2 separate regions of the Homo sapiens genome follow, and region 2 is linked to region 1. A link is an interaction called in ENCODE POLR2A ChIA-PET data of the cell type or tissue named here. Cell type or tissue: GM12878. All regions are shown on one strand.

Region 1 (8,000 bases):
ACCTACCCCAGGAGAGAGACGTTATATATGTGCTGAATGTGGCAAAGCCTTTAGTAATAGCTCAAATCTCACCAAACACAGGAGAACACACACTGGGGAGAAACCTTACGTGTGCACCAAGTGTGGGAAAGCTTTCAGCCACAGCTCAAACCTCACCCTCCACTACAGAACACACTTGGTGGACCGGCCCTATGACTGTAAGTGTGGAAAAGCTTTTGGGCAGAGCTCAGACCTTCTTAAACATCAGAGAATGCACACAGAAGAGGCGCCATATCAGTGCAAAGATTGTGGCAAGGCTTTCAGCGGGAAAGGCAGCCTCATTCGTCACTATCGGATCCACACTGGGGAGAAGCCTTATCAGTGTAACGAATGTGGGAAGAGCTTCAGTCAGCATGCGGGCCTCAGCTCCCACCAGAGACTCCACACCGGAGAGAAGCCATATAAGTGTAAGGAGTGTGGGAAAGCCTTCAACCACAGCTCCAACTTCAATAAACACCACAGAATCCACACCGGGGAAAAGCCCTACTGGTGTCATCACTGTGGAAAGACCTTCTGTAGCAAGTCCAATCTTTCCAAACATCAGCGAGTCCACACTGGAGAGGGAGAAGCACCGTAACTTTCAAGCGCTCCTGTTGTTGTCGTTGTTTTAAACTTTAGAATCTGAAAACCAGAAAGAAGTCTTGTCATTGCAGCAGCATCGATTCCGGTGATAGAGTTTGTATCACTCAACATCAGGGGATGCCTGAGGAGTGCGAGCTCCACAGCAACATGGCAGGCAGGAGGTCCTCAGAAGGTGTCAGGAGGTTCCACACTCGCCAGTTCACTGGAGCAGAGTCCCTTCGCCACACTTAGGGTCCCAGTAAGCCATGCCAGCATTACCTTTTGCGTAGTTAAACAGACGTGTATCCAGTCTAGTTAAGGAAGAAACATTAAGATTGTTTAATTTTTAACATATATTCAAGAATTTTAATTTGTAAAGAATTGAGCCACATTGAACACAATTGAATGAGATTCAGAATAAACTTATAACATCTTGTAATGCCTCAGGACTATTATTATAACAAATGATGTGTTGGTTATTGAATACTTACAGATGGAGAAAACTATTCCTACTGGTTTAGCTTTTAGAAAATTTGGATTTGGGGGTCAGGCACGGTGGCTTACGCCTGTAATCCCAGCACCTTGGAAGCCTGAGGCGGTCGATCACCTCAGGTCAGGAGTTCGAGACCAGTCTGGCCAAAATGGCGAAACACTGTCTCTACTAAAGATACAATTAGCTGAGCATAGTGGCGGGTGCCTGTAGTCCAAGCCACTCGGGAGGCTGAGGTGGGAGAATCGCTTGAACCCGGGAGGCAGAGGTTGCAGTGAGCCAACATTGCGCCACTGCACTCCAGCCTGGGTGACAGAACGAGACTCTGTCTCAAAAAAAAAAAAAATAAAGCGAATGCTTTCACTAGATAATAACTGCATACCAAGAGCCAGGGGCCATGTTGAACTGTGCCGGCACAGCTGTTGTGGATGAGTTTGTGGCAAACAACCATTATCAGCCACAACTCGTCGGTTTTTTACAGAAGCCATACAGAAAGAGTGTCTTTTGCGTCTTTGAGGGCAGCAATAATCACTTCAGTTCCATTCAGGGTGTGGTATTGTTTCTTGCCACTTTGATTGGCTGGGGAAGGGCAGGGTGTGCAGGAGTTTCCACTTGACCCTTCTGCCTATGACCTAAGCTACAGGTTAAGTAAACAATGTGCTGGGCATCTGTCCCCCTGCTAAACATATCCCAATTATCTTCTCAGGGACATGGCCATAGGGTGAGTCTGTTCCCACTGGGCCCACTGAGATGGATTTGGGCCAGGACTCCATTTATCAGCTGACCTGTGTCTGGAGGGCAATGGTAAGTTTTAGATCCGTGTCATACTAGATCCTGTATCAAAAAGCCTCAAAAGGCCTGGGCATTCTGTTTTCTTAGTACGTTACTCTAGTGAACAGCCACAGGTCCTTTGGGGAAATATTTATTGCATAATACTCGTGGTACAGTTGGAAGGTCTTCAAAGAAACCCAGACTCCCCTTAACTTGATGGATTCCAGATCTCAGAACTGGCTCAGATCTGGAAAGCAGCAGCAGGATTGCAATTTCCCATTGTAACAGCCGGTATCAGCCTTCTCATCAACTCTTGGGATTTTTTGTTTATACAAATCAAAGCCTTATCCTGTTGGCTGAAAGTTTTTGTTAAGAACACCAAGGGTTATTAGTCAATGCCACAGTTCTCTGTGGGTCAAGACACCCTAGTGGGCTGTGCACAGTGGCTCATGCCTATAATCCCAGCACTTTGGGAGGCTGATGCAGAAGGATCGTTTGAGCCCAGGAGTTCGAGACCAGCCTGGGCAACATAGTGAGATCCCATCTCTCTTGTTTTTTAAATTCATATTTAATTTAAACAAAAATAAGGCCGAGCGTGGTGGCTCACGCCTCTAATCCCAGCACTTGGGAGGCCGAGGTGGGCGGATCACGAGGTCAGGAGATTGAGACCATCCTGGCTAACAAGGTGAAACCCCATCTTTACTAAAAATACAAAAAAAAAAAAATTAGCTGGGCGTGGTGGCGGGCACCTGTAGTCCCAGCTACTCCGGAGGCTGAGGCAGGAGAATGGCATGAACCTGGGAGGTGGAGGTTGCAGTGAGCCGAGATCACGCCACTGCACTCCAGCCTGGGCAACACAGTGAGACTCCATCTCAAACAATAAATAAATAGGCCGGGTGTGGTGGCTCACGCCTGTAATCCCAACACTTTGGGAGGTTGAGGCAGGTGGATCACCTGAAATCAGGAGTTTGAGACCAGCCTGGCCAACATGGTGAGACCCTGTCTCTACTAAAAATGCAAAAATTAGCCAGGTGTGGTGGCGTGCGCCTGTAGTCCCAGCTACTCAGGAGGCTAAGGCAGGAGAATTGCTTCAACCTAGGAGGCAGAGGTTGCAGTGAGCCGAGATTATGCCATTGCACTCTAGCCTGGGTGACAGAGTGTCAAGATTCCATCTCAAAAAAAAATCACCCTAGTTGCCACTCTGGCCTGGTTGCCCATCATGGTAATTGTGTCCACTTTGCCTGTGATAGCTCAGTGCTGCCGCCTGGCCTCTGTTGACCAGTCATCCCATTAATAACAGGGAACTCTGTTCTGTGGCAGAATCTCCTACTATTAACCCTGCTGAGGCAGCTGTCACTGAACAATCCCGGTGCTCCCCTCACTTCATCCTTTATTGTCTGAGTGAACGGGAAGCTATTTGGGCCTTCCGAGATAACATAGGTGTTTGGTTCTCAGATCTCGTGTAAGAAATTCATTTTAACACACGCTGAGTCTGCTGACACCCTTTCTCTGCTCATCATTTTAGCAGCTCTACCTCATTTACTGTAGGCCATCATTCCTCGCCAAGTATTGGATTTTTTTCTTTTCAGAGAGACAGGGGTCTCATTATATTGCCTAGGCTAGTTTCCAACTCCTGGGCTCAAGCAGTCCTCCCATCTCAGCTTCCTGAGTAGCTGGGACTACAGATGTGTGCCACCACGCCCAGCTAATTTTTATTTTTGTAGAGACTGGGTCTCACTATGTTGCCCAGGCTGGGCTTGAACTCCTGAGTTCAAGCGATTCTCCTGCCTTACCCTCCCAGAGTGCTGAGATTACAGGCGTGAGCCACTGCACCCAGCTGATTAATACATGAAAACCACTCGGAAAAGAGCCAGGCAACGCTGACACAGAGTATATGCCATGTATCAGCTACTGCTACCATCACTTGCAAATCCCATCTCCTCTACAATCTCAACTCTGAAAACAGTATCATTCCACTCCATCTTTACTGAACCTGCCCAGGCTTGATGCTGGTTAGATGGAGGAGGATGAGGAGTATAATCAAAGAAAACTTACAAAATTTTGATCCTGACAGGTTTACAGAAATTTTAAGAGGGGGCAATAAATGGGAAAGTGGGATCTGGTTTGAAACATACTATGAAACTGTAGAAAGTCCAGGTGTAACTGCTCTGCAGTCCACTGGAGACCCACGACTGAGGCTTGGGAGAGCCATCAGGACATGGGCAGGTTTTTTTCTTCTTCTTCGAGACAGTCTCGCTCTGTCACCCAGGCTGGAGTGCAGCAGCATTATCTCAGCTCACTGCAACCTCTGCCTCCTGGGTTCAAGTGATTCTCCTGCCTCAGCCTCCCGAGTAGCTGGGATTACAGGCATGTGCCACCAAGCCTAATTTTTCTATTTTTAGTAGAGACAGAGTTTTACCGTGTTGGCCAGGCTAGTCTCAAACTCTCACCTCGTGATCCGCCCGCCTTGGCCTCCCAAAGTGCTGGGATTACAGCCATGAGAACACAGATTTAAAATTTATTTGCATAGGCTGGGCGTAGTGGCACATGCTTGTAATCCCAGCACTTTCGGAGGCCGAGGCAGGCAGATCATGAGGTCAGGAGTTCAAGACCAGCCTGGCCAACATGGTGAAATCCCGTTGTCTATTAAAAATACAAAAGTTAGCTGGGCGTGGTGGTGGGCGCCTGTAATCTCAGATACTAGTGAGGCTGAGGTTGCAGTGAGCCGAGATTGGTCCACTGCACTCCAGCCTGGGCAAGAGCAAGACTCCATCTCAAAAAAAAAAAATGGCAATCTATAAAGTAATTTCATTTCATTTTTGAGACTGTCTTGCTCTGTTATCGTGTGGTGGTGCAATCACAGGGGCTCACTGCAGGCTCAACTTCCTAGGCTCAAGCAGTCCTCTCACCTCAGCCTCCCGAGTAGCTGGGACCACAAGTGTGCACCACCACACCCAGCTAATTTTTTTTTTGAGATGGAGTCTCACTCTGTTGCCCAGGCTGGAGTACAATGGAGCAATCTTGGTTCACCGCAACCACTGCCACCTGCATTTAAGCGATTCTCCTCCCTCAGTCTCCTGAGTAGCTGGGATTACAGGCACGTGCCACCACACCTGGCTGATATATATATATAATTTTTTTTTTTTTAGGAGAGAGAGCATTTCACCATGTTGGTCAGGCTGGTCTCGAACTCCTGACCTTGTGATCCGCCCACCTCGGCCTCCCAAAGTGCTAGGATTACAACTGTGAGCCACTGCGCTCAGCCCTAATTTTTTTTTTTTAATTTTGTTGTAGAGATAGGGTCTTGCCACGTTGCCTAGGCTGGTCTGAAGAGATTCTACTGCCTTGGCCTCCCTAAGTGTTGGGATTATAAGCATGAGCCACTGTACCTAGCCTATAAAGAAATTTTAGGGCCAGGCATGGTGGCTCACGCCTATAATCCCAGCACTTTGAGGCTGAGGCCGGCAGATTGCTAGAGCTCAGTTTAAGACCAGCCTGGGCAACATGGTGAAACCCCATCTCTACTAAAAATACAAAAATTAGCTGGGGCGTGGTGGTGCACACCTGTAGTCCCAGCTACTCTAGAGACTGAGGCACGGGAAGTGCTTGAACCCGGGAGGCAGAGGCAGCAGTGAGCCAAGATGGTGCCACTGCATTCCTGCCTGAGCAACAGTGCTAGACTCTGTCTCAAAAAAAAAAAAAAAAAAAAAATTAAGTCAACTTTCAAATTCCATTTATAGTTACCAACATGTCTTGTCTTTTTTTTTTGAGATGGAGTTTCGCTTTTCTTGCCCAGGCTGGAGTTCAATGGCGCGATCTCAGCTCACCACAACCTGCGCCTCCCGGGTTCAAGTAGTTCTCCTGGCTCAGCCTCCTGAGTAGCTAGGATTATAGGCATGTGCCACCATGCCCGGCTAATTTTGTGTTTTTAGTAGAGACGGGGTTTCTCCATGTTGGTCAGGCTGGTCTAGAACTCCAGACCTCAGGTGATCTGCCTGCCTTGGCCTCCCAGAGTGCTGGGATTACAGGCATGAGCCACTGCACCCAGCCAACATGTCTTGTTTTAACTGAAATATATGGTCCAAACATTGCACAAAACCACACTCAATCTCTTCTGAAAAACTATTCTGTTTAATAGTGCACTTCATTTATGCTACAGGATGAGCAGGGTTGGGAAAACACAATGGAAGGTCATCCCGTCGGTTGGGAAAACTCGGGGAGTGCCATCCTCACCCAGCAACGAGCTCTGCTACCAGGCTCAGGCACAGCCTGCCTTCTCTGGGCTTCGTTTTTTTGTTTTTTTGTTTTTTTTTTCTCCCTTTTGGGCTTTGCTCTTTCTCTGCATTAATCTTCAGCTGCTGAAGAGTCAGAGGTGGAGGCAGGAGTGGTCTGGCTCCTGGGGCTGGGTGTCAGAGGTGAGAGGGCAGGGCAAGCAGGCCAAGTGAGCTCCTTGAAAGCATCCTTACCCAGGCATTTAGAGAAAATCATTTTCATCATTGGAGTGGGAAGAGGACAAGAGAGGACAGCAATCAGAGGCCAACGCTAAGTGCTTCTGACCCTCTCCCTCACAGCCGGTTACTAGCTGTTTGGACAGATTTGCCCATTCAGCCCCAGGACAACTGGGGGGGATGGCAGGGGGTCTGCTGGCAATATCACCAGGTTTCTCTTGGAAACATGGTCTGGCTGCTCCAAGAGCCCTAAAGGACACCATCATCACAGATGATGATTCTGGAATCTCTTCTACCCTCAATAAAATAATCCCTCAATGCCAAATTTCCATAATTAACGAAATCATGAAACAAAACAGCATGTTTCTTACCGAAACTTAAAGCTGGACTAGGAACAGTAGCTTTGAAATAGTCTCCCTTTACCCTCCCTAGCAAATAACAGGACCCAGAGCGTCCTTTCCACTGCTGTCTGTGCTGACTACGCGGACTCCAACTAAAGGAATCCATCGAATTCTGTCCCGACTGTGCTTCCATCCCCACCTTGGAAAGGTTCCTCTGCTGTGAGAAAAACAGTTTAGTGCAAACTCCTTTCCTAAATGGGGTAACTGGTCCCAGAGCTGCTTTCTATTCCCAGCACGCCATCCACTTGCCTTGACGCTTTCTAAGGCTGGTGTGATTTCTGGGAAAATTCAACGATTTGCCCCATCTGCCCCATTCTCTAAAATGAAAAGTCTGAGTTGAAAGGGACACATCCTAAGCTGTTGAGATTTATAGGGTAAGGCAAGAGCTCTTGAGACTCAGGGAAAGTGAGGAAAATGGGTGTGTGGCTCTTTCACGTGGACTCTCTGATATTTAACTCGGTCGTAACTCTGAGGGAGCTTTTGCTCATGCCGATCCCATTCAAAGGCTTCTCTCCAGTGTGAATTCTCTGATGGCGAACAAGAGCCGAGCTGTACCTGAAGGCTTTCCCACACTCACTACATTCATAGGGGTTCTCCCCGGTGTGGATTCTTTGATGCTGAATAAGGCCTGAACTGTAGGTAAACTTTCCTCCACATTCCATACATTCGTAGGGCTTCTCTCCAGTGTGGATTCTCTGGTGCTGATAGAGGTGTGAGCTCTGGCTGAAGGCTTTCCCACATTCATTACATTCATAGGGTTTTTCTCCAGTGTGGATTCTCTGATGGTGAATAAGGGTTGAGCTCCTGCTGAAGGCCTTCCCACATTCATTGCAGGCGTAGGGTTTCTCACCAGTGTGGATTCTCTGATGGTGGGTGAGGGTGGAGCTCCAGCTGAAGGTCTTCCCACACTCATTACATTCATAGGGTTTCTCCCCCGTGTGGATCCTCCGATGCAGAATGAGGGCAGAGCTACAGCTGAAGGTTTTCCCACAATCACTACATTCATAAGGTTTTTCCCCAGTGTGGATTCTCTGATGCTGAATAAGGTGTGAGCTCTGGCTGAAGGCCTTCCCACACTCATTACATTCATAGGGCTTTTCCCCAGTGTGGATTCTCTGATGTTGAATAAGGTCTGAAGTTCGATTAAAGCTCTTGCTACATTCATCACACTTATGGGGTCTGTCTCCCACGGGGAGTCTCTGATGTGAGATAAGGTTGGAATTCACAGTGAAGCTGTTCCCAAAATCATTATATTTCTCGCTTCTCTCTCCCCTGGGGGTTAGCTTCTCC
Region 2 (8,000 bases), 690 kb before region 1:
TTTTTTTGAGACAGTGTCTTGTTCTGTTGCCCAGGCTGGAGTGTGGTGACACTACCTTGACTCACTGCAGCATCTGCCTCCCGGGTTCCAGTGATTCTCCTGCCTCAGCCTCTCAGGTAGCTGGGATTACAGGTACATGCCAATATGCCCGGCTAATTTTTATATTTTTAGTAGAGACGGGGTTTCACCATGTTGGCCAGGCTGGTCTCGAACTGCTGACCTCAGGTGATCCGCCCACCTCGGCTTCCCAAAGTGCTAGGATTACAGGCGTGAGCCACCGCGCCCAGCTTCTTCTTCTTCTTCTTCTTCTTTTTTTTTTTTATTTGGAGGTGGCGGAGTTTCACTCTGTCGCCCAGGCTGCAGTGCAGTGGCACAATCTCAGCTAACTGCAACCTCTTCCTCTCGAGTTCAAGTGATTCTCTTGCCTCGACCCCCCGAGCAGCTGGGATTACAAGTGCCCACCACCAAGCCCAGATAAATTTTGTATTTTTAGTAGAGAGGGTTTTACCATGTTGGGCAGGCTGGTCTCAAACTCCTGACCTCAGGTGATCCACCTGCCTCCGCCTCCCAAAGTCTGGGATTACAGGTGTGAGCCACCGCACCCGTCGGTTGATAGGTCTTTTCTAATATTAATAATTACGTAGCATCTCAACATGTTAATGTCATAATTTACTCTTTCCATATTGTCACCTGGGTTTTTCCACACTGTCACCATTATAAAGACAGCTATTATAAACATGTTTGCTTTATTTTTTAGATGAGGTTTCACTCTGTCACCCAGGCTGGAGTACAGTGACGAGATCTCGGCTCACTGCAACCTCCACCTTCCCAGCTCAAGGAATCCTCCAGCCTCAGCCCCTCAGATAGCCAGGACTACAGGCGTACAGCATCACATCCCGCTAATTTTTTTTTTTTTTTTGGTAGTTTTTATAGACACAGGGTTTTGCCATGTTGCCCAGGCTGGTCTCCGAACTCCTGGACTCAAGTGATCCACCTGGCTTGGCCTCCCAAAATGGTGGGATTACAGGCGTGAGCCATGGCACCCCACCTGTTTGCTTTTAAAAAAGAAAAATGGGGCCAGGCGTGGTGGCTCACACCTGTAATCCCAGCACTTTGGGAGGCCGAGGCGGGTGGATCACAAGGTCAGGAGTTCGAGACCAGCCTGTCCAACATGGTGAAACCCCATCTCTACTAAAAACAAAAACAAAAATTAGCTGGGCGTGGTGGTGGGCACCTGTAGTTCCACCTACTGGGGAGGCTGAGACAGGAGAATTGCTTGAACCTGGGAGGCGGAGGTTGCAGTGAGCCGAGAATGCACCACTACACTCCAGCCTGGGCGACAGAATGAGACTACATCTCAAAAATAAAAAAGAAAAAGAAAGAAAAATGTGTTGCTGTTTTCTTAGGACCAAATGGGTGTATGTGACCAAAGAATGTTAATTTTCTTTTTCTTTTTTTTTTTTTTTTTTTTGAGATGGAGTCTTGCTCTGTCCTCCAGGCTGGAGTGCAGTGGCGCAATCTCGGCTCACTGCAAGCTCCGCCTTCCGGGTTCACGCCATTCTCTTGCCTCAGCCTCCCGAGTAGCTGGGACTACAGGCGCCCGCCACCACGCCCGGCTTAATTTTTTGTATTTTTAGTAGAGACGGGGTTTCACCGTTTTAGCCAGGATGGTCTCGATCTCCTGACCTCGTGATCCACCCACCTCGGCCTCCCAAAGTGCTGGGAGTATAGGCGTGAGCCACCACACCTGGCCAGAATGCTAATTTTCAAGTTCCTGTTAGTGTTATTCTGTTCTATTAATATTTGGTCCCACCCACTTGTTGAATTGAGTGCCCTTCAGAAGAATTAAACCAATTAGCAACAAATGACAATTTCTCCACAGCTCTGCTAGCATTGAATTTTGTGTGTTTTTGTTTTGTTTGGATGACTAACCGGTGCTTTAATGGTACCTTACGATTGTTTTCATGTGTGTTTCTTGACTTCACTCTGCGTGGTTGGTAAGACTTCAAGAGCAGAGCTGGAGAGGGAAGGATAGGGGTAGGAAGGGCTCTGACCCAGCATAGGAAGTTGAGTAACCGCTTAGCACGGTGCAAATTAGCCTGCTGGCTGCTCTATCCAAGAACTGCCTGAGCTGGGTGGGGACTTCCCAGAGCGCCTGTAATGCTGAGATCTTTCCTCCAGGCAACTCCTCCTTGGTTTAGCCTCTGATACAGCCAAACCTCTGGATTCAGGGAAACCTAAGGAAGCCAGGCAAGAAGGGTCCCGCAGCCTGTGCCTAGTCTAGCCCCAGCCTCATCTGGATTAAGATGGGAGGGAAATATTGGCTGAGGGCACCCAGCCAGTATGAAGACAGCTAGAATGTAAACCCAGCACAGTAAGGGAGAGAGTATCAAGGCCCAGGACTTTAGAGTGCCTCACCACCACCACCCCGCCGCTGGGCAGCCTGAGGCTTTCTTTGCCTGGCACCACCATGCCTGGCTAATTTTTTTTTTTTTTTTCCAAGTGGAGACGGGGTTTTGCCATGTTGGCCAGGATGGTCTCAAACTCCTGACCTCAAGTGATCCACCCACCTCGGCCTCCGAAAGTGCTGGGATTACAGGCGTGAGCCACTGTGCCCGGCTATCCCCTCCTCTCTCTGGTTTCTTAACATCAAACAGGCCCACAGTGCTGGCTCACAGGGCCACAGTGATAGTGGGTTGGTGTCCTGGATCCCTCCCCCAGGAGCCATCACTGAGACCTTATGCTGTCAACACTGGTGGGTGAAGCAGCCCTCGTATTTTTCTCCTGAGACATCCAGAGCAGGGTAATTGGCAGGCGGGGGTGAGCACACGCTGGCTCACGCAGGCTTGGTAGGTGAGAGGTTTTCCTGAGGATGATGAAGTTGGAGTGTCCCCGGCTAGAATCCCTGAGGCAGGAGACTGGAGCCCTGTGGCAGCATTGGCTGAGAGAAGCCACTCCCTTTTTGCTCTCCCACTTCCTCACTGGTAAGATGTGGGGGTTGGGGAGTTATCGCAGAGGCGCTTTGGGTTTCAGCTGCTTTGCAGAAGTTATGGAAAAAGGGAAATGAGTCTTCCTGTCTCTCGCCCCCTTAACACTTCTTTGCCCCATTTAAGGGGTTTGTTCAACAGACTAGGAAGTATTTCTGCTAATTCATGCTGAAGTGTGATTGGCTGATAGGTGTGGTCTCAACCTCCCTCCTCTGCCAGTCACTAGTGTACCACTGTGGCCATCTTTTCCAGCCCCTCCTCTGCCCCTTGAGTATGTCTAGGTCCTAGAAACAGTGGTCAGGGCTCTTCAAGTCCTCTCGGTTGCCCTTGCCCACTGGCACACGTGGGGGTTGCTGTCTTCAGCAGAGCCAGCCACTCCGTCTTGACAGCCAGGGCAGAGATGTGGCTGGGCACACAGCAAGAATGTGACCACTGATGCTGGGATGTCAGAGTCTGTGCATCAACCCAGGGTTCTGAGTCTGGGCTCTCCCACCCTCATCCCCGGAGGTTCCTTCAGTCTGGGCCTCCTGGGGCTGAAAGGGAGGGAAAAATTGGCCTCAGCTGGAGTCCTGGGGCCAACCAGAGCCTGGGTGGAGTGTGAAAGTGGGCTTCTGGCCTTCACCCTGCCCCTGCCCTGCTGGTGACCTTGGACCATGGGGGTTGTCGGGGTGTAGATGAGCACCGTGAATCAGTCACAGGCCTTGAGCTTCTCTCTGCACAGTGCTGGCATCAGATGTGGGTGGTGATGTCCCAGCCTGGGAACACAGGAAACGCTCAGGGAAACCCCCATCAGACCTGCTGACATGGCTGAGGGCGCTGAGATGGTGCTTCCGGGGCCCTCACCTTACACAAAGAGGCCTTATAAGGAGAGAGAGGCTGCAGAGGCAGCCCCAGTGGGTGCCGGGTGCTTGTTCTGGGTAAGGCTGCCCACACGTGCAAAGTGTGCTTGTGGACACAGTGCGCTTGCGTGTGTGCAAGGCTGAACATACATGTGTGCAGGCCTGCAGTGTGCCTGTGTGTGAGGCTCAACACGTGCATGTGGGGAGTATGGTCATGTGTGCAAGGCTAAACATGTGCTTAAAGTGTGGGGAGGTGCAGTGTGCATGTGTGTGTGCAAGGCTTAACATGCAAAGTGTGCTTGTGTGTGTGAGGCTGAACACGCATGTGTTTGTGTGCGTGGCCTGACCCTGCGCTGCGTGTGTCTACTTGCTCAGCAAATGCTGACTGGGGACCCACCGGGGTCCTGTTCTAAGCATGGAGGAAACATGAGGTCCCTGCCCCGTGCATGTACACATGTGCATGTGTGTGTGTCCTGTGCTGCTCCAGGAATCTTCCAGGACATCCTGATACAAGTGAAAGCAAGCGGTTTGGATCTGGAGTGAGCAGGAGGTGGACAGGGCCTTCCAGGCAGTGAGCGCAGGGGGCTTTGTGTTGTGACCTCGGGCAGGCTGGTCACTGAGCCCTGTGGGGCCAAACTGCAGCCCCAGGCAAAGGTCGTTCTGCCTTTCCCTTGTGCCTGGGCCCAGATGCAGTGCAGGATGGGCCGGCCCCTGGGCAGGGCAGTGACGGGGCAGCCACCGGCCTCCTGGGGCATTCAGGGTTCCCAGTCCTGGTTGGCTCCCAGCCCAGGCCCTGAGACCCAACACAAAACTGCCAGTCTGGTGAGGGAGGCAGCCACATTATCTAATGGCTGTCACTGGTGACTCTGGGCAGGTGGCCTCAGCCCCCACATCTGTCATCTGGAGCTGACCTGGAGCCTGGCATCCCTCCCCAAGTGCAGCCAGGCCTCCCTGAAAGTCCAGGGCTGGTGGGAGTGTTGAAGTCAAGAATGTATACAGAGCACCTGGCCAGGCGCGGTGGCTCATGCCTGTAATTCCAGCACTTTAGGAGGCCGAGGCGGGCGGATCACTTGAGGTCAGGAGTTCAAGACCAGCCTGGCCAACATGGTGAAACCCTGTCTCTACTAAAAATATAAAAATTAGGCATGGTGGTGCGCACCTGTAATCCCAGCTACTCAGGAGGCGGAGGTTGGAGTGAGCCAAGACTGCGACATTGCACTCCAGGCTGGGCAACAGAGTGAGACTTCATCTCGAAAAAAAAAAAAAAAAAGGATACTTTTTTTTCTAGAGCTGGCAAGGAGGGAGTATCCAGAAAGTGCTGGATGGTACTAGTTAATACATTTTATTTTAGAGACAGGGTCTGGCTCTGTCACACAGTGGTACAATCATAGCTCACTGCAGCCTCAAACTCCTAGGCTAAGCAATCCTCCTGCCTCAGCTTCCTGAATACCTAAGAATACAGATGTGCACCACCACACCTGCAAATTTTTTTATTTAAATTTTTTGTAGAGATAGGGTCTCACTGTATCGCCCATGCTTGTCTTGAACTTCTGGCCTGAAGCAATCCTCCTGCCTAGGCCTCCCAAAGTACTGGGGTTACAGGCATGAGCCACTGCGCCTGGCCCTATTTAATAAAATTATTTATTTATTTATTATTTTTAAGTTATTTTTTCACACACATTCATTCCTAACCTTTTTTTTTTTTTTTTTTTTGAGACAGAGTCTTGCTCTGTTGCCCAGGCTGGAGTGCAGTGGTGTGATTTTGGCTCACTGCGACCTCTGCCTCTCAGGTTCAACAGATTCTCCTGCTTCAGCCTCCCAAGTAGCTGGGACTACAGGTGTGCGCCACCACGCCCAGCTAATTTTTGTATTTTTAGTAGAGACAGTCTTTCACCATGTTGGCCAGGCTGGTCTTGAACTCCTGACCTCAGGTGATCCGCCCGCCTCGGCCTCCCAAAGTGCTGGGATTACAGGCATGAGCCACCGTGCCTGGCCTCATTCCTAACCTATGTAATGATAATATTTTTGAGGGCTGGGTAGGGTGGCGTGAGCCTGTAGTCCCAGCTACTTGGGAAGCAGAGGCAGGAGGATCACTTGAGCCTGGGAAGTCGAGGCTGCAGTGAGCTGTGATCACACCACTGCACTCCAGCCTGGGCAACAGAGCGAGACCCTTTCTCAAATATACACACACACACACGTTTCTGAGAACGTACTCTGTTGGTCACTAATGGCAATGAAAAATTTGTTCAGCGGATATTTCTTGAGCACCTACTATGTGCTAAGCATTTAAGCAGTGGAAATAGAAACGAGAACAAGATAGAACAAAAATGTGTCTCTGCCAAGCTGGTTCTATTCCAGCAGGGGAGGAAGGCAGCGGGCCAGATCAGTGAGTGCATGTCTGATGGTGACTGCTGAGAAAATTTAATCGGAAATAGGGAATTACGAAGTGCCGGACCGTGGAAGGTGCTGCAGTTTCCAGGGAAGGCCTCCCCAAAAGTTGACATTTGAGTACAGACTTGAGTGGCAGCACCAGAGCGAGAGCCGTGTGTGCCGGTATCTGGGGGAAGAGTGTCACAGGCCTAGGGAACAGCCAGCACGGAAGCCCGAGGCAGGTGCATGCCTGTGTGCCCCAGGATTGGCCTCTGGTTGGCTGGGGAGGCCTGCTCCTCAAAGGGCTGGTATATCACATCCATCACAGGCTAAGAGTAACCGCCTCGTGGTTCCTCCTCATAGAGGCCAGGTGCGGTGTGTCATCTGCTTCCAGCTCTCAGCATCTCTGCTGGGAGGCAGGATTCCTGTTCCCATTTTACAGATGAGAAAACTGAGGTTAAAAGAAGGCAGGTGATGTGTCCCGGGGCATGTGGCTGGGCAAGCAGTGCCACTGGGCTCCTCCACTTCCAGGTCCCTGTGATGCTGGGAAACTGAGTCACGGAGGCGGGGAGAGATGTGTTTGAGGAATTGGGCTGAGACCGTGATCTCACCCCCGTCAGGCCTGGTGGGCTCCTTTGACACTCAGCGGCAGGTGGAGGAGGCTAGGGACAGGCTGGCAGGGGCTGAGCTGGGCTGACGGGAGGATGAGTCGCTGCCCTCTGCCAGGGTTCCCCTTCAGTGCTGGGGCTAGTCTAGAGGGCTGCAGTCAAACATCTCCCTCGTTCTGGCCGAGTGTAGTGGCTCACACCTGTAATCCCAAATACTTGGCAGGTGAGGAGGGAAGATCTCTTGAGCCTAGGAGCTTGAGACCAGCCTGGACAGCATTGTGAGACCCCCCTCTCTACAAACAAATCAAAAATTAGTTGGGCACAGTGGCACATGCTTGTAATCCCAGGAGTTCATGGCTGCAGTGAGCCATGATCACACCACTGCACTCCATCCTGGGCCACAGAGAGAGACCCTGTCTCAAGAAACAAAAATCTCCCTCCTTCAGTTCCCCAAGGCTGGGTCACCCTGGGGCCTCCCCAAGAGCCATCACCCAGGCCTCGCCTAGCCCTGTGCCTCCTCCCAGCCCTGGGTGCAGCCAGTGGATGTCTGGATGGAGAATGGGATGTATCTGTTAAATATCTGCCTTTGCCTCAGCCATGAGCCCCTGCAGACCGGCCACCTCCCTTCTCCCCGTCTGAGCAGTGTGGGGGAAGACCAGGGCTCTGGGCACGGCAGGGCCAACTGCCATGTGCTGGACACCTTTCTAGGTGGTTTATGAGATTACTTCATTTCTTTTTTTTTTTTTTTTTTCTGAGATGAGTCTTGCTCTGTCACCCAGCCTCCTGAGTAGTGGGGATTACAGGCAGGTGCCACCACACCTGGCTAATTTTTTTTTTTTTTTTTTTTTTTTTTTTTGAGACGGAGTCTCACTCTGTCGCCCAGGCTGGAGTGCAGTGGTGCGATCTCGGCTTACTGCAAGCCCCGCCTCCCAAGTTCACGCCATTCTCCTGCCTCAGGCTGGGACTACAGGTGCCCGCCACCACACCCGACTAATTTTTTGTAGTTTTAGTAAAGACGGAGTTTCACCATGTTGGCCAGGCTGGTCTTGAACTCCTGGCCGCAAGTGATCCGCCTGCCTCGATCTCCCAAAGTGTTGGGATTACAGGCATGAGCCACCGGGCCTGGCCTGGATGACTTCATCTTCATCCCATCCTTAATGGGGCAGGGGAAGTTGGGTGGGGGGGGGGGGGTCGTC

The links. ChIA-PET counts read pairs that join two places held together with the same protein. Peaks named below come from ENCODE experiments on the same cell type or tissue, not always from the same donor. Only the 100,000 strongest peaks of a DNase experiment are listed, where the experiment ranks them.
Region 2: POLR2A ChIA-PET joins it to region 1 with 5 read pairs; 3 of 35 experiments call an interaction of 5 or more read pairs at or near these places.

The regions. Positions count from the first base shown.
Region 1 is chr7:100,064,002-100,072,001 of GRCh38, forward strand. It overlaps ZSCAN21 (zinc finger and SCAN domain containing 21), which reads left to right. Exons shown (of 4, transcript NM_145914.3): 4 at 1-1,039. The coding sequence ends at 616. It overlaps ZNF3 (zinc finger protein 3), which reads right to left. Exons shown (of 6, transcript NM_032924.5): 6 at 5,972-8,000. The coding sequence ends at 7,142. Among named protein-coding and RNA genes, the nearest start is that of ZNF3, 14 kb to the right of the region's middle. RefSeq lists a silencer at 1,885-2,179. In GM12878, no CTCF peak of the experiment used is centred here; no DNase peak of the experiment used is centred here.
Region 2 is chr7:99,377,324-99,385,323 of GRCh38, forward strand. All of the region lies in intron 1 of ARPC1B (actin related protein 2/3 complex subunit 1B), which reads left to right. Among named protein-coding and RNA genes, the nearest start is that of ARPC1B, 6.6 kb to the left of the region's middle. RefSeq lists enhancers at 2,674-2,993, 3,594-3,913. In GM12878, no CTCF peak of the experiment used is centred here; DNase peaks (open chromatin) are centred at 1,928, 3,048 and 3,808; H3K4me3 peaks cover 3,997 bases; H3K27ac peaks cover 4,677 bases.